Linked DNA regions of Homo sapiens: all the other regions are linked to region 2. A link is a loop called in an ENCODE intact Hi-C map of the cell type or tissue named here. Cell type or tissue: endothelial cell of umbilical vein. All regions are shown on one strand. Each heading gives the region's core, and the rest is flanking DNA. Links, peaks and the distances in the headings are about the cores only. Region 1 overlaps RBM19 (RNA binding motif protein 19). Region 2 overlaps RBM19 (RNA binding motif protein 19). Region 3 overlaps LHX5 (LIM homeobox 5).

Region 1 (7,189 bases), core at 947-5,946, 82 kb after region 2:
TGACATAGCATAGGAAGGGAGAGAAGTGCATTGAATCCACAGATTTATCACCAGAACTGACTCTTCACCATGACTTGACCTGGCCTGGACTTCAGAGCTGCCTAGACATTCCCACGCCATCCTCAGAGAGGCAGGTCTGAAACGCGCTCCTTAGCAGTTTCCACAGAGGGCCTTAGTGATGATCATGACAGTGACAGACATGCTCCCATAAACACCTCCCTCCTTTAGTCAGCCTGTCCACCCACCCTCTCCCTGAGCCTTTCACCGCCTGGGCAGGGAGGCAGGGGAGGCAGACACACTCTTCATTCCCACCCTGCAGGCGAGCAAACTAAGCCTGGCCAATGGCCACTACACCCAGGCTCCAAACTTCCCGATTCTTCTACTGGTTCACAGGCAGAACTGGCTATATAGTTGGCAGGGCCTGGCGCAAAAGAAAAATCCAGGACCCCTTGTTCACACATTACTAAGAATTTCAAGATGGTGACAGCAGTGCATTTAACCAAGTGTGAGGCCAATCCTGTTTGCAGAACCTCCTTCCTGGAAGATGGGGGGTACTGCCTGCCAGAACCCAGGTGGCTCAAACAAGGCTGCCCCATGGACTATGACAGAAATGGGCAAGCCGAGGGTCCATCTAGGAATAGCACCGTTACTGTCTGTACCCTAGTTTCTTCATATAGAAGGCAGGTTTAACAACAGTCTTACCATGTTGGGCTGCTGTGTGGACGAACTGATACAAAGACTGCGTGGCACGTGGTTCACCCCATGTCCCATGCCTCCCCGATGCCTGTATTAGCCAGCTCTGTTTTTAACACCACTTCCAGCTTTTGAAATGGGGGTGGAAATAAGACCCTCTCCACCAAACGCTTGAGCTCTGCATACAGCTGCTGTGTATCAGCAGGAGAGCCCCAAGTGTAAGCTTCATTTGCATGTATACACTCAGGCCCGATCCAGGCCCTGAACTGCCTCTCTGCCCTGGGCACTTCCTGGTGGAGACAGGGAAAGAGGAAAATAAACAACATGGCAAAACACACATGTGCAACATACCTACTCCAGAGCAAACCCAGATGGGGTGGCGGTGGGGGGGGTGGGAAGCCCAGTCTCCACTTCCTTCCTTCCTTCTTTTAGATCCATACTAACCTAAGACTCTGGGCACCTGCCGGGTGAGCTGACCACTGGCCATTTCCGTCCTTGTTTGAGTGGTGGGGTGAGAAGTTTGTGTGTACATGCATACTTGCACAGTCTGGGACACCCCTATTTGTGTGTCTTCCACATTTCCTTTTGGGGGATAAAGGGGAGCTGGCTCAGCCTGTCCCTCAAGGTCCTTCCTGACTCTCTACCCCAGAACACAGACGAATGGGGCAGAAATAGAGGATTACAGGATTACAGCCTTCCTTTACAGAAGAAAAAACAAAAACAAAACAAACAAACAAAAAAACCAGGAAAACGCTGCCCAGGACCTTCAAGGCTTCAGCACTGCCGTTGTGGACCTGGGTTCTGTCTATAAACTCAGATTCAAACCCTGGGTTCAAATCCTGGCTCCACTGGTTTGGTGCTGTTGAACACCACAGTCAACATTTATTAACTACCTGTTACTCTGCCAGGGGCTGGATTAAGTGCCTCATTTGTACAATCTCATTTAATCCTTATAGTCCTTGAGGCCGATGAGCAGCGTGGTGGCCTGAGGCATCTGATGACCCAGTGGGTGGAATTTGGGCTCTGGAGCTGGTTTCTTCACTGAGAAACAGAGACATGAAACTACTTTACCGGGCCACGGTGATGAATGGGCCCCCAGAAACATGAGGCACTGCAGCGCACGGGGCCGGGGACATGAGAAAGAAATCAACACTCACACGTATTACCACAGCATCATCACAAATTAGTGTATGTTATCACTAGTGTTACTACCACTAGTTTATGCCAGGGGAAACTGAAGTCCGAAAAGAGAGCCACAGAGAAGACGAGAATCGCTGTCTGCAAATCCACTGCTGTGCCTCTCTCTGAGTTTCCAAAAGCATAATCCTTGAGTCACCCTAGACAGTGATCCCACAGAAACATGGAAATGCAGTGCCTCCTGATGCCTGTCTGGTTTAACCCAAGGCTGGTTAGTTAAGGGGCTGGAGTGTGGTGCACTGAGGCCCGAGTGGAAGGCTGGTGGCCTCCGGGAAGGGCCCCAGGCACTGCTGCCTCGGGCTAGGAGGCTGCCTTCTCTCCCCTCCAGCAGGCGGGGTAGCTTGAGGCCCTGCCCAGAGAATGCTCTCCGGAGCCCTGCACTCTCACCTGCACACCTGTCCCACTGGCTGTCCCTGTCAGTTTCCTCTCTGGTCCCCCACAGAGAGACCTGAGTCTCTCCTGAAATGGCTACATGCCTCGTGCCTAGCACAGTGCCTGGTATAAATGACACACTCGCTGTCATTTGGTCCCACTGGAATGATCTGGAGGAAGACAGTTCCTTCTAGACCCAAGAAAACAGGCAGCAGAGAGGAGTGGCTCCAAGCCGGGGCTCTGGGTTAGGCTGACTTAGATCCAAATCCCCATTCAGCGGCATGGTCCCAGGCAGGACACTCCATCTCCCTAGTTTCCATCTCCAGTTTCTGTCTGGGTGCAAAAGGAATGACAGCATCCATCCCTCGCAGGGCTGCTGTGCGGCTTAAAAGAGGTGATTCTGCACGGGAAGGCATTCAAGCTCAGAGCCCCGCACACAGCAAGCGTGTAATAAAAGGGAGTTGTGATTTTTACTACACCTGGTAGGAGAAACCCATAGAACCTGCCTGCCCAAATGGACCAGCTTGGTTCCCCGAAACCCTGAAACCTCCCCCTGGCTAATGACCTTTACCGGCCAGTGGCTTTGTCTGAAATCCTGTCTGGGGCTTCCCTGGACAATCTTGAAGTCCCTGAGAAGGCTCACAGCGACCCCTGCTGTCTGCAACGAGGAACTGCCTTACATCCCCAGCCGGAGTGAACAACAATAGCAGGTACGGCCCTCCAAGAAGGTCTTACGTTTCCAGGGTTTTAAGAAAACTCTCATCAGAACAATGGCAAGGAGAAGAGTCACCACATGTAATTATGTTCAGTGGACACTAATTCCCTGTCTTCTAAAAATAAATATAATACATGAGATCACACAAAGTGCTCTCTCTTCCCTTGTGGTCTTTTGTTTCCCCGGATAAGTGTCATCCTAAATATACTGCAGAACCAAGTGAAACTGTCATTTCAGCGGGATATTATTTCCCGATCAACATGCGCTCTTCTTAGCAAGCCCGTTTTAATCTGGCAGTTCTTAAGTTGGACTCCTTTTAAAAAGCAGAGCATGTTTAAACAAGCAGACATACCGAGAGGCTAAGGATATGTACCTTCCTGGAGGGACGACTGATCAGTCGAGGTTTAGGGAAATGGGAAACCTCCCCCCAGGTCATGACCCCATCTCGCCAGGCTATTCCTGCTGTGCAGGATACCCGGAGATCATAGCTAAGATCCTGCTTCCCAGATACTGGCAGGATTGGTCTCTGCCTCAGATCCCAGCTCACCACACACCACATCTGTTTATGAACTGAATACTAGTGTATGATTTAGAACAAACAGAGGGGAAAAGGAGGACAAAGATATCTGAAGTTCCCCACATGACTTCTTATTCTTCAAACTACAGAGTGAGAGCAAAGAAGGTAGATGCCACACAAAGATAATTGTTTCTCATCTCCAAAACACAAGGCTGATTTTGTAACCACAGATTACCTTGCAAGATGCTAACTGGCAACTCTAACAGAGGCTTCACTCTTGGACCCTTGTGCAAGTGTAGAATGAACGAACGAGACCTAGTGTCTAGAATCCTAAATGTTCACCCACGCGCAGGCCATGGTGCTGCAGGTCCCCCGAGCAGTCCTGGATCCCACCGAAGCCTCAACAATGTGTTTAGGTGAAGCTGACTTCATCTGCCTTTGCATTCTGAGAGCTAGATGGTCTCTCTATTACCCTGCCCATGCCTTGGGTGGGGGGGCCTTGGCTTCAAGCATTCCCCTTAGGCCCTGATATGAGGACGTTTCTTTCATTCATGGCTTGGTGCTGGGTGGTGCCTACCTAATCTGAAAAGCCAAACACTGTAACATGGCAGCGTAGGGATCACCAACTAGGGGCCCTGGGGCAGGCCAGACTTGTTTTGTTTTTAAAAAGTGAATTAGTTGCTGATGAATTCTCCTTAAGAATCCACATGGCTGGTTTCTCTTTCAAAACATGGGAACTGGTCTTACGAAGCCTGAGTTCCTGCATGGCATCCCAGCTGGATGACCAGAGAGAGGCCCGCCTGCTGCTCAGTCCCCACCCAGCCTGCTGCCGTTACCGGCTGGGTCCCTGCGACAGCTGCATTTTCCACCCCTGTGCAAGCAGGTGCTGACGGACTGCTTTATGTGTGCAGGTAATTCGCCTTCATTTCCATAGAGTCATTTAGGCCACTGGTCCCCAACCCCGGCTGGACATTAGGATCCCCTGGGGAGCTTTTAGCAAAACACCGATGTCTAGACCCCACTGTTGAAAAATGGAATCCAACTCTCTGGGGGTGCAGCCTCGGGAAAGGTGTATTTTAGCCATTGCCAGGTGGCTGGAATGTGTGGCTAAGGTGGAAAACCAGCACCTTAAACCAAAGGGGTAGCCTGGATGGAGGAAATTTCAAGCAGATCATGGGTAGGGCTGGGTTTTAGCCACTGGGGCCCCTGCCCCTCTTGCACGTTGTGGATGGGGACAGGGAAGCCTGCCTGCCCTTTCTCCATCTGCCTCGGAGAGGGGGAAGCCTGGCTGTTTTGACTTTTTTCCTGCACAGTGCTCTGGGGAGCCACATCTGAGATTAAGGGAGATAAATCAAAAGCAGCCAAAAGATGACCTTTGAAAGACCACTGTGCCGGCCTGCAACGGAACCATCCAGGACCCAAAGGCCATCTTCCCTGAGACTCGGGCAGGCTCCCCGCCCACACGCCAGTCCCCTGGACTAAACCTGAAGTTCTCACCTGAAGAGCTCTCGGATCTCCCGGCTGTGGGCCTGGAAGGGGATGTTCCGCACCAGGATCTTGGAGGTGGTCTGCTTTCTGGGAACTTGTTTCTTCCGAGCCAATGTCACGGCTGGCCTGGAGTGGTGGGGGGAGAGGGTCCAAGTTATTCGGAGCTTCAGCAGCTCCTGCCCAACATTGACTCCACTACGCCTCCATCAGAATATTCAGGTGATGGATTCAAGGAGTGTGCGTGGGGTGCGGGACCAACGTGAAAGGAGAGGAAGGCCGTCTCCCACCAGGTGATAGGACCCAAAACAGCTGCAGACGTCAGGGGGACACATCCGTGCTTGGGTGGCTGCTGACCTTCATTTGAGAGACTCCGGGGCCACCAGGGACTTAAGGAGCCCCGCTAAGGGTGGGGCTGGTTTCTCACCAAACCCAATCTCCATTGTGTCTTTCTCTCCAGTTGCAAAGAAAGACCCCAGTTGGTTTCCAAAGGTCTTGTGACACTTCATCAATAACCCGAGGAGGAACATGCGGGGGCCTAACCATGCAGATGGACCAGGTGGCGAGCAAGGACACTCTCAGCCCAGGTTCAAGGCCATCCCCAATGCAGTGCTACCTGGCCTGTCTCCCTGCTCTCCCAGGGAAACCTCCCACTCCACCAAAACAGGGTAGGGAAGTGAGCAAGGCTGGGAGTTAACAAGCTGGGTGTGAATGCCAAATCCGACACTTAGGATCTCTGCGATCTTGGGCAAGTAACATGGCCGCTCTGGGCCTCCATTTCTTCCACTGTAGAATGGGTGTAATGATAGGCCCACCTAATTTGATTGTTTGAAGATTTAATAAGCAGACTCAGCACTGGACCCAGAATGTGGTAAACATTCAATAAACAGCAGCTGTTATGATAATGACCATGTTAGGACTTACCTCCTTCAGGCCTGCTCCACGTCACCTCCTCACAGGCCTTCCCTGTCTCCATTAAAATGGCAGCCCCCTCACCCACAGCCCCCAGCTTCATTTCTCTTCCTGGCACTGATCCCTGTGCTAGTACATTATACATTTAATCATGTTTCTTTTCTTTTTTTTGTCTTGTCATTCTGGGGCTATGCTGTCTCATATGGCAGCCACCAGCCACATGTGGCTAGTTGAATCTAAATTAAAATGAAGCAAAACTAGGCTGGGCATGGTGGCTCACACCTGTAATCCCAACACTTTGGGAGGCTTAGGTGGATCACCTGAGGTCAGGAGTTCAAGACCAGCCTGGCCAACATAGTGAAACCCTGTCTCTACTGAAAATACAAAAATTAGCCAGGTGTGGTGGCAGGCGCCTGTAATCCCAGTTACTTGGGAGGCTGAGGCACGAGAATTGCTTGAACCCAGGAGGCGGAGGTTGCAGTGAGCTAAGATCACACCACTGCAGTCCAGCCTGGGTGACAGGGTGAGACTCCGTCTCAAAAAAATAGAAGCAGCAAAACTACAAATTCACTTCCTCGGTTGCTGGGGTATCAGGCTCCAAGATGGTGCCCAGTGATTCCTGGCTCTTGGTGTTCATGCCCTGGGTAATCCCTTCCCATGCTGTATCAGGGCAGGTCTGGGTGACAAGCAGCATACAGCAGAGGGATGGTGTGTGAATTCTAAGACTAGGTTGTAGAAGACATTGTGGCCTCCTTCTTCCCCATTCTTGGATCACTCACTCTGGAGAGACCCGCTGCCATGCCATGGGGACACTCAAGCGGTCCCAGAAAGAGATCCCCAAGGTGAGGAACTGAGGACCCCTGCCAGCAGCCATGTGAGTGTATCATCTTAATGACAGATCTACCAGCCCCAGCTGAGCCTTCAGATGACTGCTGCCCTAGCCGACATCCTGACTGTAACCTCATGAGAGACCCTGAGCCAGAATTCCCAGCTAAGCTGCTCCTGAATTCCTGACCCATGAAACTATGAGATAATGTTTTCTTTTCAGCCTTTAAGTTCTGGGATACTTTGTGATGCAGCAATAGATAGCTAAAACAGTTGCACTTGCCATATCTCAAGAGCTAAATAGCCATGTGTGGCAATTGACTACCATATTGGACAGAAGAGATGTGGAACATTTCCATTGCTGCAGAAGCTTCTATGGAACAGCACTGCCCTAGGGTGTAAACTCCCAAGGAAACACTATCCCCCATGCCTAGAAGGAGGATGTGGTACACAGTGGGCTTGCTGTAATTTTT
Region 2 (7,189 bases), core at 1,530-6,529:
AGCTGCTGAAATCCCACTTCCCCGACATCAAAAGCCTCAGTGGGTTTTCACCAAACAAACATAATGCAGAACCGGAGAAAGGTGTAAAATAAATAAACGAAACAAGCTGTGCATTTTCTTTCAGTATTACAGCTGCACCCGAAGATAAACAACAAGTGAATGTCACCAAACATCAATACCCGAGAAATTAACTTGACAAAAAGCTCAGCCATCCCCCGACAACCCCCCAGTCCTGCCCCCCTCCCCACCAACCTCCAACCACCATTTTTGCATTTCTGGAGTTCCCACCTAATGATTTTATTTTTCAATTAATTCCTTGACAGAATGCCAGCCTGTGTCTCTCCCTTCCCTGGCTGGCGCTGTCGGCCCTGCATGGGAGGCGCAGGCAGGCAGGGAGAAAGGCGCAGGCAGGGAGAAAGGGCGGGGGGGCGGGGGGGTGCGTCGGGAGGACAAGAGAAAGCGCTTCTTGGGGTTTTGTTCTGGAAGCAGACGTTGAGGAAAGGCAAGCCGGGGGAGAAGAGCGTGGCTGATAAGGGGAGAAGGGAGTTCTGAAAGGAACCCTGGGATGAGGCAGGCGTGAACAGTCCGGGGAGGGGAAAAGCACTGGGCCAGGAAGCCCAGGGCTGGATTCTGAGTGGAGAGGCCTGAGGTACAGGGTGGAGGGTGCTAGATGCAGGGTGCTGGGTGGGTGAGCTGCCAGGATCAAACCCTGCTGCTCCTGGCTGGGCAACCTTGGGTAAGTTGCTTCACCTCTCTGGGCTCCTCTCAGTTTCTGCAGTTACTGAATGGTGATGAAATCTACACGCCTAGGGTGTGTGAGGGTATTAAAAGAATGAATATATGTATGTAAGGCCCTCACAATAGTGCCTAGCACACGGCAAGCTGTCAATATAGGTTGGTCATTCTTACTGCTGTTGATGGAATCTGTTACTGAGAGCACGAGGGTGGGCTGCTCCCCTCCTCTATAACACGATGATAGCAACAGCAGCTCTCGACTCTGTCTCAAAAAAAAAAAAAAAAAAAAAAGTGACCAATGGGATGGAGCAGGGCCTCCCACTGTGGGCCCACAGAAGAGTGTCTGGATTTGCTGACATGATTTGCCATGAATACAGAAATCAGTGACTAATGTTCAAAAACAGGGAGATGCTACATAAGAATCTGCACCTCTCGTTTCTCTTGAACCTGGAATGGCTAACCTGTGAGTGTGGCAGACCTGTCCCCTCCCTGCCTACAGGTAACTGATGAGGCTGTGCACTAGCTGCCCCTGGAGACACGCAGCCTCACTTATGGGGGCTTTTCTTCCTGTTCCTGGAGGCTCCTGAGTTGCTACTTCCCGAGACACAGGATAGGCAAGGCTTCCACAAACTCCGCTAAGTCGGAGACAGAACTGATTCCAAGAGGCCGGGGTGAAGGGCAGGGGGCGGGGGCACAGGTGGGCGAGGGGAGGAAGGAGGTTGGGGCAGAGTGTGGAGGCCAGAATGAGGCTCCACAATCTTCAGACTCAGTGGTGTGCAGTCCTAGGCTGCTGGGGGACACCAGCCACCTGTAGCTCCCACCCTTGGGGAGTATGAGGGTGCCATGATGTGGGTACCGCAGGGGGGCTGGGCACCCGGGGGCTGGCCTGGCTTGGGAGGCTGCCTGCTCTGGAAGGCTGGCTGAACCAGACCCCCACCCTCAGCTGCTGGTGCCTCTGCATGGGTCTCTCCCTGTCCTCCCTGGCTTCATATCTTGCAGCCCCCACGGGCAGAGCTCTCCTACCCAGATAGGTCTGCATCTCAGGGCTCTGTGTACAGCAGGCACACATCAGGTACGCACAGAATAAAGGGTACTCTTCAGGAGACTGGCCTGGCTCCTAAGACCAAGCCAATGTCCCTTTATTGATACAGGAGGCTGTTTTAGGGCTGTGCCTTTTTTTTTTTTTAAATAGACAGAATCACACTGTCACCCAGGTGAGTGCAGTGGAGCGATCTCGGCTCACTGCAACCTCTGCTTTCCGGGTTTGAGTGATTCTTGTGCCTCAGCCTCCCAAGTAGCTGGGATTACAGGCGTACACCACCAGGCCCAACTAATTTTTGTATTTTTAGTAGAAATGAGATTTCACCATGTTGGACATGAGCTCAAGTGATCCACCCGCCTTGGCCTCCTAACGTGCTGGGATTATAGGCATGAGCCACTACGTCCAGCCAGTTGTGCCTTTTTAAAACACAGCGAGTCCTTCTAAGAACTAGGTATGATCTGAGAGGGTCCTTGTGCAGAGCGGGTGGGCAGGAGCCTGGGCCGCAGACTGGCCTCTGCCACTGTGGGACTCCCAGGAGCTGCTAAGCTCCTTACCTCAGTGTTCCCACCTGTTAAACGGGGACGGTGCCTGCTCTGCTTATCTCATGGGGACCGTAAGGATTCCTGCCTTCAGTCACTCTTAGCAAGCATGACCCAGCATATTCTATGTGCCAGGAATGATGCTGGGGATATGGCAGTGAACAAAACTCCACAGGATAAACTAAACCACCAGCCATGGGGGCCACACTGGGGCTCAGGGTGGACAGGACGAGGTGGGACCTGAGTGCTGCCACTTGGTGGTCCCAGCCTTCTCTGAGTTACCAAAGTTACTCTTCTGCAGACAGGACACAGTAGTAGCACCCACCACAGGGGATTTGATGAGATAAAGCATGAGAGCACTTAGCCCAGGGCCCGGCCCGTTGAGGTGCCAGGCAAACATGAAAGCTAACAATCAAAGGGTCCTGTGAGGCCACCCCAGAGGACAGGCAGTGCCCAGCAAAGGGGAAATCCAGCTGCCCAAGATAAGGCCAAGGGGCGAGCTGCAGGGACCACTCCTCAGGCGCCTGCTGGCTCTAAGCAGCAGGCTGGCTCTGGACTTTCCTACAGAAATTCCACCAGCTAGGCAACATCATTGTCCCACTTTTCAGATGAGGAAGCAGCCGCACTAGGACTCTGAAGAGTCAAGTGGTCACACTTTCCAAGCAGGACCTTGAGCTCAGATAGGGTTGGCTCCAGCCTTACTGGCACAGCATAGCAAAGCCTGCCCCGCAGAGGGGGACACTAGCCCAGCCTCCCTAGGATGGGGGTCTCAACAGGAAAAGCATGAACAGACCCAGGCTATGTAGCAGCAATTTCCTTTTCAAAGGCCATTGGTTCTCAATCCAGCTGTCTGGTAGCATCAGCTAGGAACCCACTGATGCCTGGATCCTACCTCCAGAGGTTCTGATGCAAATGGCCTGGGGTGAGCACGGGATATGATGACTGCTATGATGACTGATGTTATTAATCTTGGTGCTGAGGACCTGGGCTCCCTGAGTGGCTGGAGAGTGGGTCGGTGGGTGGAGTAACTTCCCTCTGTGCTCTGGGTGTCTTGTGTGTGTGCAGAATTCTATGACTGGCCACGCACAACCCCATACACAGGGGCTGGTGAAGGTGCTGCAGCCCTGATACCCATGGAGTTACCCTGAGCTAGGGCTGCGGGGCGGGGGGGGGGGGGGTGGGCTATGCCTGGGGGCTTCTAGACTTGGTCCCACATGTTTGTATTAGTTACAGATACTGGCAGACCTGTGCGGCTGGGAAGCAAGGGGAGTGTCCCGGTGAGGGTGACTCACTGCAGAGGGAAAAGGGAAAAAGAACCAGGAAAGGTGGGAAGGCATCCCCTACTCCTCTGCCTCAGGTCTGGAGGAATCCCCCAAGTCTTAGGGTTTGGTCCACATTAGTTACTGATCTCTTTTCTTTTGGCATAGGCCCTGGGTTGGAAAGCAGAGGCTGAAAGGGAGCAGCTGGTAACATCTCATAGGGCCAAGGTATAGTGGTGTCTGTACCAGGCTGTGTAAGTGCAAAGGCTCGAGGGTCCAGATAGGAATATGATGGCATCAAACAGTCCAGGGGGTCGGGGGAGACTACAGGGAGGGCTATGCATTGTGCGTAAGGGGAAGCCCAGCCTTCGTATAAACGTGCAGCCATTCCTTGGGCCTGGTGCCCTGTGGGAATGTGGAACCAGGCTGGCCAAATCTGATTTTTCAGAAGAGGTCAGAATCTTGATTTTCAGGTCAAATCTTCCAGTAGGAAAATAGTGATGATTCATTCAAAACCATTGTTTTCATAACTGGTAGGCAAAATAAAGATCTAATTTCAGCCGACAACTTGCCAGTGTGGTCTCTGCTCTTTTCTCTCTCTCCTCTCTGTCTACAAAACCCCACTACTTTCATTTGTGGTCATGAAGCAGTAATAAAAACCTTGTCTGTGTGTTTTCCTTGGGTTTCTCCAGGCTGGGCCAGCCTACAGTTCAGAAATAAAACTGGCCACCCCCTACCACCAGCTACAACCCTGGAGGGAAACCCACCCTTCCTCCTGTCCCTGTTTCTAGCACTGTGGTCCCCAAGTCCCCAAACCCTCGTCCAATCCCGGCCCAGCCCCTGCCCCTCCCAAGTCGCTCTGAAATTCTCCTTCTGTCAGTTTAATTCCGTGATCGATGAGGAAGAGCACGAGAAATGGCCCGGCACAGCTGGCTTCCCCGTTAGCCCTAGCAGGGATTCCTGGCCTTGCTGGCGACGGCTGAGTGAAATGTTTGCGGAACACAGAGAACACAAGTCAATAACAATTTAGCTGGATTGGGAGCAAGTACCTTCCCCACACGGACAGCCGCTCCCGGGGGAAGGGGAAGAGAGTGTGCGGGATATTGCCGAAGCACTTGGAATTATTTCCAAAACACCGCCCAGCGAGGCTCAGGCGTGGGGAGTGGAAGGAAGTAGGAGGGGGTGACTGGGCGATACCTGCTCCAGCTGGCCTCCAGGACCCCCAGCCTCCCTGCACTGCTGCAGGGAGAAGGATCTTGCTCTCTGATCATGGCTCCCTGCATGGCCAGCCATGTGCACCACTTGGGCGCACACTTGGGAACTGCCTTGACCGAAAGAATTCCCTCTCCTTGATTTTTCTCCTCTGGATTCAGCCTCCAGCAGCTGAGATAGCCAGGGGTGTGAGAAAGAGTGGGTTTCCCAGGCAACCTCAACCTCTCCTGGAACCACTTCCCAACATGACCAGGAGCTGGAGATAGGTTAAAACACACTACCCTGAACACAAAAAGTTATCATTTCTTTTTTCTTTTTTTTTTTTTAGACTAAGTCTCACTCTGTTGCCCAGGCTGGAGTGCAGTGGTGTGATCTCGGCTCACTGCAACTTCTGTCTCCCTGGTTCAAGTGATTCTCCTGCCTCAGCCTCCTGAGTAGCTAGGATTACGGGCGCACGCCACCACACCTGGCTAATTTTTGTATTTTTAGAAGAGACAGGGCTTCGCTGTGTTGGCCAGGCTGCTCTCGAACTCCTGGGCTCAAGTGATCCACCCACCTTGGCCTCCCAAAGTGCTGGGATTACAGGCATGAGCCGCCACTTTTGGCTGTAAAGTGATCATTTCAAAGAGGTCAGGGATAAATCACCCACATATTCCCACACCCCACCCAGTCTCGGCCTTTCCTGTCAGGACCCGCTATGGCAATCCGGGACAGTTTCCCTCTTTGCCCGCCTCCTGCTGAGGCCTTCAACACCTCTGGAGGAAGGGCTGCTACAGTCAAGTCTTCAGGAGAAAGCAAGAAGGACCCAGGTGAAGGAATGAAAATGGGAAGCTTACAGAAAACCTCTGTCTCCAGGTGGATGGAAGGAACCACGACCAAAGGATATTTTGAATAACAAATTCTGTGGCTTCACATCTTTGCTTGAACTTTCCTGACTGTGAGTTTTAAAGCCCGATGATTATGTTTTCATGGGCAAGATCAAGGTGGCCTATTCGCAAAGGCTGACGTGGGGATAACGGGCTCTCTTGGTCTCCAGTCTTTTGAAAATGTACTGTCCTGTGAATGATTAAGTTATGGAAGTGGGGAGGGGGGGTTAACTCTTGCAGGCTTTAAATATCATCTGTCTGCTGATGACTTCCAAATTTATATCTCAGCCCAGACTTCGCCCCTGAGCTCCCAACTCATAGATCTATCTGCCTGACATCGAGGGGAGTCCTAATAGGTGTCTCAACTTCAACACGTTCAGAACACCCCCGCCCAGCCACCTGTCCTTCCCAGCTTCCTGGGCCTCTGCTCACCATGCAGCACCACCATCCCGTGAGTGGCTTGGAGCAAAAACCTATGCACCAGTTTTGATTTTTCTCCTGCCTTCCAGAAGCAAGTCTGGCTGGCTCTACCTTTACCCAAAATGCTCAATCCACCTGCTTCCCCACCTCCACAGCCTCTGCTCCATGGCCCTTATTGGCCTGGATGGGACCTCTGCCCTCCATTCTTGCCCCTCTACAATGCAGGGGATGAGGTCTGACAGTGTGAATTGGGTCTTGAGACTCTTCTCTTCAAATCTTCTGGGAGCTTCCCACTGCACCTTGAATACAAGCTGGGCTTCCTGCCAGGCCAGACAAGGCCCCAGGAGGAAACCCTGCTGGCTTCTCTGCCTGCTTTGAACACACTCTGACCCCAGGACCTTGGCACCCATGGCTTCTGCTACCTGGGATGGTTCTCCCCAGATCCTTGGCTAGTTGGTCCCTTTGAATCACACAGAAATGCTGACTTGGCAGAAAGACTTTCCAACCATCATATTTGGAATCGCTCCTTCCCCTCTCTGGTGGTCCTGAAGAGCTCATTAGGCTATCCTTTCTTTTCTTTTCGTTTTTAAAAAGAGATAGGGTCTTGCTCTGTTGCCCAGGCTGGAGTGCAGTGGCGTAATCATGGCTTGCTGCAGCCTCGAACTCCTGGGCTCAAGTGATCCTCCCACCTCAGCCTCCCGAGTAGCTGGGACTACAGGTGTGTGCCACCATGCCTGGCTAATTTTTAAAGTTTTTTTTTAGAGACGGGGTCTCGCTATGTGGCTCAGGCTGGTCTCAAACTCCTAGGCTCAAGTGATCCTCCTGCCTCGGCGTCTCAAAGCACTGGGATTACAGGTGTGAGCCACTGTATCAACCATATTTTACCCTTTCTAATTTCCACCGCAGGACTTGGTATCATTAGAACTTTGTTGCTATTTATTTATTTTTTTGGTAGGGCAGGGGAGGGGGGCAATCATCTGTCTCCCTCACTCAAATCAGCTCCATGAGGGAGGACTTTCTCTTTTGTACACTGCTTTGCCCTCAGTGCCTAGAGCACGGCTTGCTAATAAGGTCATCAGTGAAGAACTGTTGAATGAATGAATGAATGAATGAATG
Region 3 (7,189 bases), core at 734-5,733, 370 kb before region 2:
GAGCCACCCTCAGAGATCTTGATGGGGCCACCCCAGGGTTATTTAAGTCCCTGACATAAAAGGGGACCTCTTCCTCTCCCAGTTCTCCCAGACTGAAGCTGTGAGTATTTAAGGGGCAGGTATATATCCTGTGTACATGTGTGTTAGCATGTGTGCAAGGACATGGTGTGTGGGTTTTTGTGTGTCCACAGGGGTTAGACATATTGTAGGTGTGTGCATTTGTGTACACAAGCCTGTGGGTGTCTGTTAATGTACATTTGTGTGCATATGTATGTAGATGTGTGCGCCTACCATTGTGCCCTTGTCTGTATTTGTATGTGTCTCTGTGTGCATGCACAGCTGTGTGTCCATGTGGCTGCTTTGTGTGTGTGTGTGTGTGTGTAAATCCATATGCCTGTGAACATGCATCAGTATATGCTTGTGTTTTTGTTCGTGTACATGTATTTGCATGTGTAAGTGTTCATTGTGTGGGCCCATATGTAACTGTCTGGTGCGTGTGTGTGTGCATGTGTGTGCCTGTACCTGGAGAAAGGGGCAGAGGGCTTGGTTCTACTGCGGTTTCTCATTCTGTAGCCTCACTCTGCTGCCTTCACTGAAGGACACCTCTGGGTCTAAGCGTCCTATCTGGGTAGGGGCTGGGGGCGGTCCCTGGACACCATGGAGCATGAGCAGTAGGTGACTTGGCACACCTATGGGGGCTCTTCCTGCCACAGATTTAATCTTCTCTTTCTCTCCTCCTAACCTTTCTCCCTTCTCTTCCTCTTCCTCTCTTCCTTATTCTTTCCTTTTCTCCTGCCTCCCTCCCCTCCTCTTCCTCTCTTTCACCCCTCCTCCCCTCCCCTCTCTCCCCAACCTGTATCTCCCTGTCACAACCCTGTTTGAGGAAGGGGTGAGTCCTCTCCTCCCCCTAGCTTCGCTTCCCCCATATTGCTCTGGTGCAAGTTCTAAGTGAGCCCTTCTGTAAAGTTCACACATGCCCAGAAAGCATTCAGGGACCCGCCAGAGATGAGGTCCACCTTGCAAATTCTCTCTTGGCCTCTAAAATCCGTTACAGTTAGGGCACCATAGAGAAGTAGAAACACAACCCAATACATGGGTTTGAATCTCAGCTTTGCCACTTCCCAGCTGTGTGACTTTGGGCCAGTCCCTCAACCTCTCTGAGTACCCTGAGGGGGCCAATAATACCTACCCTGATACACGTCCAAGGATTCAGCTGCAAGGATATTCTGATGTGGTTTAAAGTGGTGAAACGTTGGAAACAAACCCAAATATCCAATAATAGACTTGGTTAAAAATAAAACAAAAACCATAAAAGGATGGCTCAGCCATTGAAGAGAACTTTAAGCAGTGACTACACAGAATGACATAGCTCTGTCTATGAAGATCAGTTTATACATCTGGAAGCTATTGCTGAGTGAACCAGAGCAGATGACCACATATTGAGTATAGGGTATGATCTCTAGTTTCAAAATGAAAAAACAAAACAAAACAAAACAAACAAACAAAAAAACAAACAAAAAAACAAGAAAAGAAAAAAGAAGTCTGAAAGAAAATGCATCATCTAGATTTCCATAGTGCTTGAGATTCTGGGTGGTGACATTTTCTTCCTTTTGTTTATCTGAGATTTCTAAATTTTCCACAAGCAAGTAGCATTGGTCTGATAAAGATGAATGTGCAGTAAGGAAAGAAAAGAAAAAGGCAAGGCACATTGCATGATTCTTGTGAGGAACACATAAAGAAGAAGGGCAGAAGAGTGGGGCTCTGAGCGTGCGCCTGTCCCATGGCGGTCTGTTCCCCACCTTCCCCTGCTGCAGCTACAATGGGCCGCTTCACTCACCCCGAGCTTGGGTGAAAAGTGATCCCAATGCAGGACACTCTTCTATTTATTTTTACCTCCCTCTCCTGCTTTTCTTTTCTTTTTCTTTTATCCTTTCTTCCTTCCTTCCTTCCTTCCTTTCTTTTTCTTTTTTCCCTTCTTTCTTTTTCTCTTTCTTTCTCTTTCTTTCTTTCTTTCTTTCTTTCTTTCTTTCTTTCTTTCTTTCTTTCTTTCTTTCCTTTCTTTCTCTCTTTTTTTGAGACAGTCTTGCTCTGTCGTCCAGGCTGGAGTGCAGTAATGTAGTACCAGCTTACTGCAACCTCCGCTTCCCGGGTTCAGGCGATTCTCCTGCCTCAGCCTCCCAAGTATCTGGGATTACAGGTGCCTGCCACCATGCCTGGCTAATTTTTGTATTTTTAGTAGAGAGAGGGTTTCACCATGTTGGCCAGGCTGGTCTTGAACTCCTGATCTCAGGTGATCCACCCACCTCAGCTTCCCAAAGTGCTGGGATTACAGACATTCGAGTTGGAAGGGAATGTAGGAAGCACTCTCTCCAACCCCTGCTTTTGCAAGTAGGGAAACTGAGTCAAAGAAGGAGAGTGACTTGTTTTAGGTAGTGGCCTCAGGCCTCCTAAATCTCACTGGACACTCTTTCCCTCATGCCTTTACCTAAAGACAAGCATGCACTGCATAAGATTTGCAGAGCACAACAGCCTCACTTTGGGGAGGAGGCGCACTTCAGTCCTAACATAGCCTTGCAGATAACCAGCATCAGCTTACCAGCCTGCTCTTTTTTTGGGCCACCAGAAATTACATGGGGGAATAGTTAGGAGTGAAGTTCTAATTCTTTTGATGTGCTGGCAACAAACAAATCACACATTCATTCATTCATCAAACATTCTGAAGACCTACTATATGCTGGGCAGGCCTGTGTTAGAGCAGGGTATTACATAAAGCATGGGGAGATACGGTGCCTGGCACGTAGTAGCTGTCGAAAGAGGACAGTCACTTTCATGAACCTGGGAGTCACTAGAAGAGCTCCCCCTTTGGGTGAGCAGAGGTTTTTGCACCCATCAAGGGTTTAATGTCAGAGACCAGAACCAGGGAAAGGAATGGTTTCATTCTCTCTGAGTCGTTATCAAGGTAGGGACAAAAAAAGAAAACCACACAGCGCTGAGGGAAAAAAGATTTTTTTTTATTAATCTTTCTCTTTAAAAAAAGTTGATTTTTTTTGTTTTTGTTTTTTGTTTTTTTTAGGTAAACCTCTTTCTGCTTCCCCTCCGTCACTCTGCCCTACCTCCTCTTAAAAATATAAAAATGTCCAACCCCGGATAACTAGAGTACAATAAATAAACAGTAAACACAAAAACATACTTTATTTGTTTCTTCTTTATACAAAATAAGGAAACTAGAAGCGTTCAACTTCCAAAAAAGTATAATATTGTACATCCTGACGGCCCAGCCTCCAGGCCCTGGGCAGGGAGGGTGGTCTGTGGGTCTGAGCCCAGCAATCCTGGCGCCCCACCCAGGGGGAGAGCAGGATGTGTGCGTGTTCGAGTCCGGCCTGCTCCCTCGGGCTCAACATAAACGTCAAAGTAAGGAAGAGCGGGAGCTGGACCCGGCTGGCCACTTCCTGACCCACAGCCCTATTCCTAGAGAAGCTGACCTTGAGCCTCAAGATTGGCCACCAGGGAGCGCCAGCGTGCAGGTGGCTCGGTCTCCCTCTCGGTGGCTCCCGGTTCACGCGAGTTCCTCGCTCGCTCTCCGTCTTCTCCCTCTGGCTGACGCTGTCTCTCCATCTCCTCCTCATCTTGCCCCCTTTCCTCTCCCTCTCTTTCAATCTCTCTCCTTTTCTTATCATCTTTTTTTTTAAAGACGGGGAAAGCACAGCGAGAAATAAGATTACAAAATGCCACTCGGATTGCAGAGAGAGGGAAAAACACCGTCTCCGCCCCTTGGCCTCACCCTCTCTCAGTCCAAAGAGGTGGCGGTGGCTGGGTGGGTGGGTGGGGGCCCGGGGAAAGTCTAGAGCGTGCTCGAAATCTCTTGACCCTCCGGAGTATTGACTTTGGTCCCAAGAAATTGCTCGCGGTTGCTGGGAGAGTACTGGCGGTGGGCTGAGGCTCCTGGAGAGCCCGCGGGGTGGAGATGGGGGTCGGCCCCCCCTCGGCGCCCAGCCGAGGAGCAGCTGCCAGTTGAGTGCGGACCCGAGAGAGAACCCCCGAGGGACACCCACGTCTCCCACCGCGTCTGCGTCGGGCGTTTTGGTTTCAGGAGGCTGCTTCGGGGCGGGGCCCCCGGGGGCCGAGCGCGGGGGGCGGCCCGGCGGCCTTACCACACGGCGGCTTCGTTGAGCTCGGGGTTGGGATGCGACAGGGGTCCGCTGTAGCCGCTGGTGCCGCTCATTGGGAAGGGCGGGCTGGGCCCGCCGCTGAATACCTCGCCGGGCATGGGGTGCAGCGTGCCCGGCAGGCCTGGCTCGGGGCTCGGTGTGTCCGGGTGCGAGATCATGTCGGTGAACCTGGGGTTGTCCGCGGCGTGCGGGCCGGCGAGCGGCGGTTCCAGCGCTCCCAGCGGCGTCGAGCCGGGGCCAGAGGCCGCCAGGAAGCTGGAGTCGGCCGGGGACTGCGCCTGCGAAGGCGGGCCGTGCGCGAAGAAGTCGTAGTTGCTTCCCGGCGCGTAGTAGTCGCCTTGGTAGTCTGCGGAGGGGGAGCGGGAAGGAGACAGGGCGCGGTGAGAGAAGGCGAAGTAGGCGGGGGACCCGGGACCCGGGGAGGGGACCCGGGCGGGCGAGAGAGGGGAGCGCGCGACACCGACCCAAGGTTAGAGAGACCTGCGGAGGCCGGCGCCCCTTGAGACGGTGGACGTCGCAGGCTCACGGGGAGGGTTGGGGAGAGAGACAATGAGAGATCTCGAAAGGGCAAGAGACTCAGACTGCCAGAGACCACACACAGAGACGGGAGAGACTCCGAGACCGTGGGGGACACACGCGGCAAAAACTCGGAGACTTCAGTCACAGGTTCCCTGACACCTAGAGATGGAGAGAGACAGAGGCGGCCAGAGACGCAGAGACAGACAATGATTCCTAAGTGTCTTAGGGTCGGTGAGAGACACAGAGATGCGGGACAGCGAGAGACAGACGGAGAGATCGGCAGAGGGGCAGAGAGAAAGGCGGAAAAGAGACCCAGAGACGCGGAGTCCGCGGCTGAGACCCGAAAGCCCGAGACATCGGAGGGTCGCGGAGGAGTCGAGGAGACGCAGAGAGAGGAAAGACGGCCGCGGTTAGAGACACGCGTGGAAACCCCCGGGGGCGGCAGCGAGGGAGTCAGGAGTGAGCCCGAAGATGGAGAGAAGTCGATGCGCCCAGAGAACGCAAGACGGTGGATCAGAGATGAGTCCCAGGAACCTCCAGAGAAGCGGAGGCTGACAGGCCCGGGGAGAGGAACCGGGCAGGGACAAACCAGCGGACAGAGCAGAGCGCGAAATGGTTGAGACCGGGAAGCGACCTGGCCGGGGGAAACTGGATCCGGGCCGCGGCAGGAGCGACTGGTGGGTTGGGCCGGGCGGGGCGGCCTTGGCGCCCTAAACTCGGTCCCTGCGCCCTACCAACCCAGTCCAAGTCCTTCGCCTCGCCAAGTACGGCCGCCGCGTCGATCCCGGTGAGACCATTTGTACCGGCCTAGCCTAGCCTGAGAAAGAGAAAACTGAGCTCCAGCGACTTGGGAGAGGGGGAGGAGGACACGAAGATTCTCTGGGTCATGGCCAGAGCTCCGCGGGCTCCTTGGGGTAGAAGCTCGGTCCTCCAGCCTTGCCCCGGGTTGGTTTTGCCAGCACCCCCAGGTTCTGAAGCATCTGAGGACATTGAGATCTTTTGAGAAGCTGGTGATAGCTATGGGCTCTCTCTCAAGGAAAATGCAAGGATGAGAATTTTGCCCATAAATTCAGGAGGTGTAGGGACTCCGGATTGCAAACCCATTCTGCCTCAACAAATCTGTATCAACTCTCTGACCGCCCCACATAGCCCCTTTTCCAGAACCTTCGGGATATCCTGCCTTCCCCCACCAGGTGGGGCCCTGAAGGACTGACGTGGGGGACGTCACGAAAGGACCACCTTGTACCAGGCACCCGCTTTGTACGGCGGGAAAACCAGCGAGTCCAGAAGCCTGAGTCTCTTCTGCAAATCCACTCCCCCTGCTGAGTCCTGGGATCTCAGTCAAGGGGCGAATTCCTGATGCCCCCTGCCACCCTCTTCCCTCTCCAAACCCTGAAATCTGTCCAAATGGGGGGTGTCTGGAGGCGTGGCTTGGAGGCAGTTTAAGCAACAGCTAAAACGGTTGCCAATTACTTTTTAAAACCATTAATTTAATTCTCCCCGAAAGTGAAGGGGAAGATGGGGAGCGGCAAATTTGGAGCCCCAAAGGGACAGGGATGGGAGACGGCCGCGGCCCGCGGCGAGCCGGAAAACCAGCGAAGGCCGCTGCCCCCGCGCCGTGCGCGCCGCCTCCGCCCATATGGCGGCCGGGCCGGAGGTAATTGGAACAAACGCCGTCTGAAAAGGGCACAAAAGCCGCAGCTGGGGCTTTGTCCGCGCTCCCACGGGGAGCCGCCGGCCCCGCCGCCCGGCCCCTTTCTCGCCCGCTGCCGGTCGCCACCGCCGGGATCTCCCAGCGCGGATTAGGCGGGGCTGCCTCGCTGGGGGCTGGGGAGTCTTCCCCACCATTACGGGGAACGAGGGGCCCCCAGTATCCAGCTCCCCACCTCATCCAGCGCGCAGGGAGAGGAGGCGGTGGGATAGGTCGGGGCGGGGGCGAAGTGGTCCTCGGGGAAACCTTGGTTAATTATCCAGGCGGGGAAAAATTCCGGGCCGGTACCGCCCCCACTACCTCGCTGCTCCGGGCCCAGATTTTGTAGGGAAAGAGGCAAATTTAGGTGGAGAGAGTCGGTGAGTGGAGACTCCGGAAGACACGCCCACCATCCGGGCTCTCCAGGGTTGGGGGTCTGTCCGGGGTTGGGGGTCTGTCCAGGGTTGGGGGGCTGTCCAGGGTTGGGCGGCTGGGGCGCTCCAGCCTGAGCCCTGCCACTGCCTGGGGTCTCTGCCCTGAAAAGCACAGCCTGGCATTTTGCCCACAATTTCTAGGGGCCCCGGTCCGGTCTCAAGGTCTAATCCCCCCTCAGGCTTCCGGATGTGCTGAGGTTAGTGATGGGGTTATCTTCCCTTCCCTTCTGCGTCTACCTGGGTGCCTAGCTCCTGCCTTGCTAACACTGCCACTGAACCCACTTTCTAAGAGAAATTGCCTCTTCCTAACCTGCGTTACAACTCAGAAGTGCAGATGCCTCTCAGACATAGACAGTCCTGGGGTCTCTCCAAATTCA

What was found. Hi-C counts contacts between places; a loop is a spot of excess contacts. Peaks named below come from ENCODE experiments on the same cell type or tissue, not always from the same donor. Only the 100,000 strongest peaks of a DNase experiment are listed, where the experiment ranks them.
Region 1: a loop joins it to region 2, with 2.5 times the contacts of the local background. A loop is called at or near these places in 2 of 110 quality-filtered maps.
Region 3: it touches region 2 in a loop (4-fold over the local background); 2 of 110 quality-filtered maps call a loop at or near these places.

Annotation. Positions count from the first base shown.
Region 1 is chr12:113,909,978-113,917,166 of GRCh38, forward strand. It overlaps RBM19 (RNA binding motif protein 19), which reads right to left. Exons shown (of 24, transcript NM_016196.4): 21 at 4,992-5,108. Among named protein-coding and RNA genes, the nearest start is that of RBM19, 53 kb to the right of the region's middle. RefSeq lists an enhancer at 427-927. In endothelial cell of umbilical vein, for the core only: a CTCF peak has its summit at 2,917 (motif pointing left); a DNase peak (open chromatin) is centred at 2,914.
Region 2 is chr12:113,827,096-113,834,284 of GRCh38, forward strand. All of the region lies in intron 23 of RBM19 (RNA binding motif protein 19), which reads right to left. Among named protein-coding and RNA genes, the nearest start is that of LINC01234, 57 kb to the left of the region's middle. In endothelial cell of umbilical vein, for the core only: no CTCF peak of the experiment used is centred there; a DNase peak (open chromatin) is centred at 4,046; H3K27ac peaks cover 720 bases.
Region 3 is chr12:113,459,043-113,466,231 of GRCh38, forward strand. LHX5 (LIM homeobox 5) reads right to left here. Exons shown (of 5, transcript NM_022363.3): 5 at 2,991-4,515. The coding sequence ends at 4,148. Among named protein-coding and RNA genes, the nearest start is that of LHX5, 9.2 kb to the right of the region's middle. In endothelial cell of umbilical vein, for the core only: CTCF peaks have their summits at 2,868 and 3,504 (motif pointing right); a DNase peak (open chromatin) is centred at 3,519; H3K27me3 peaks cover 1,109 bases.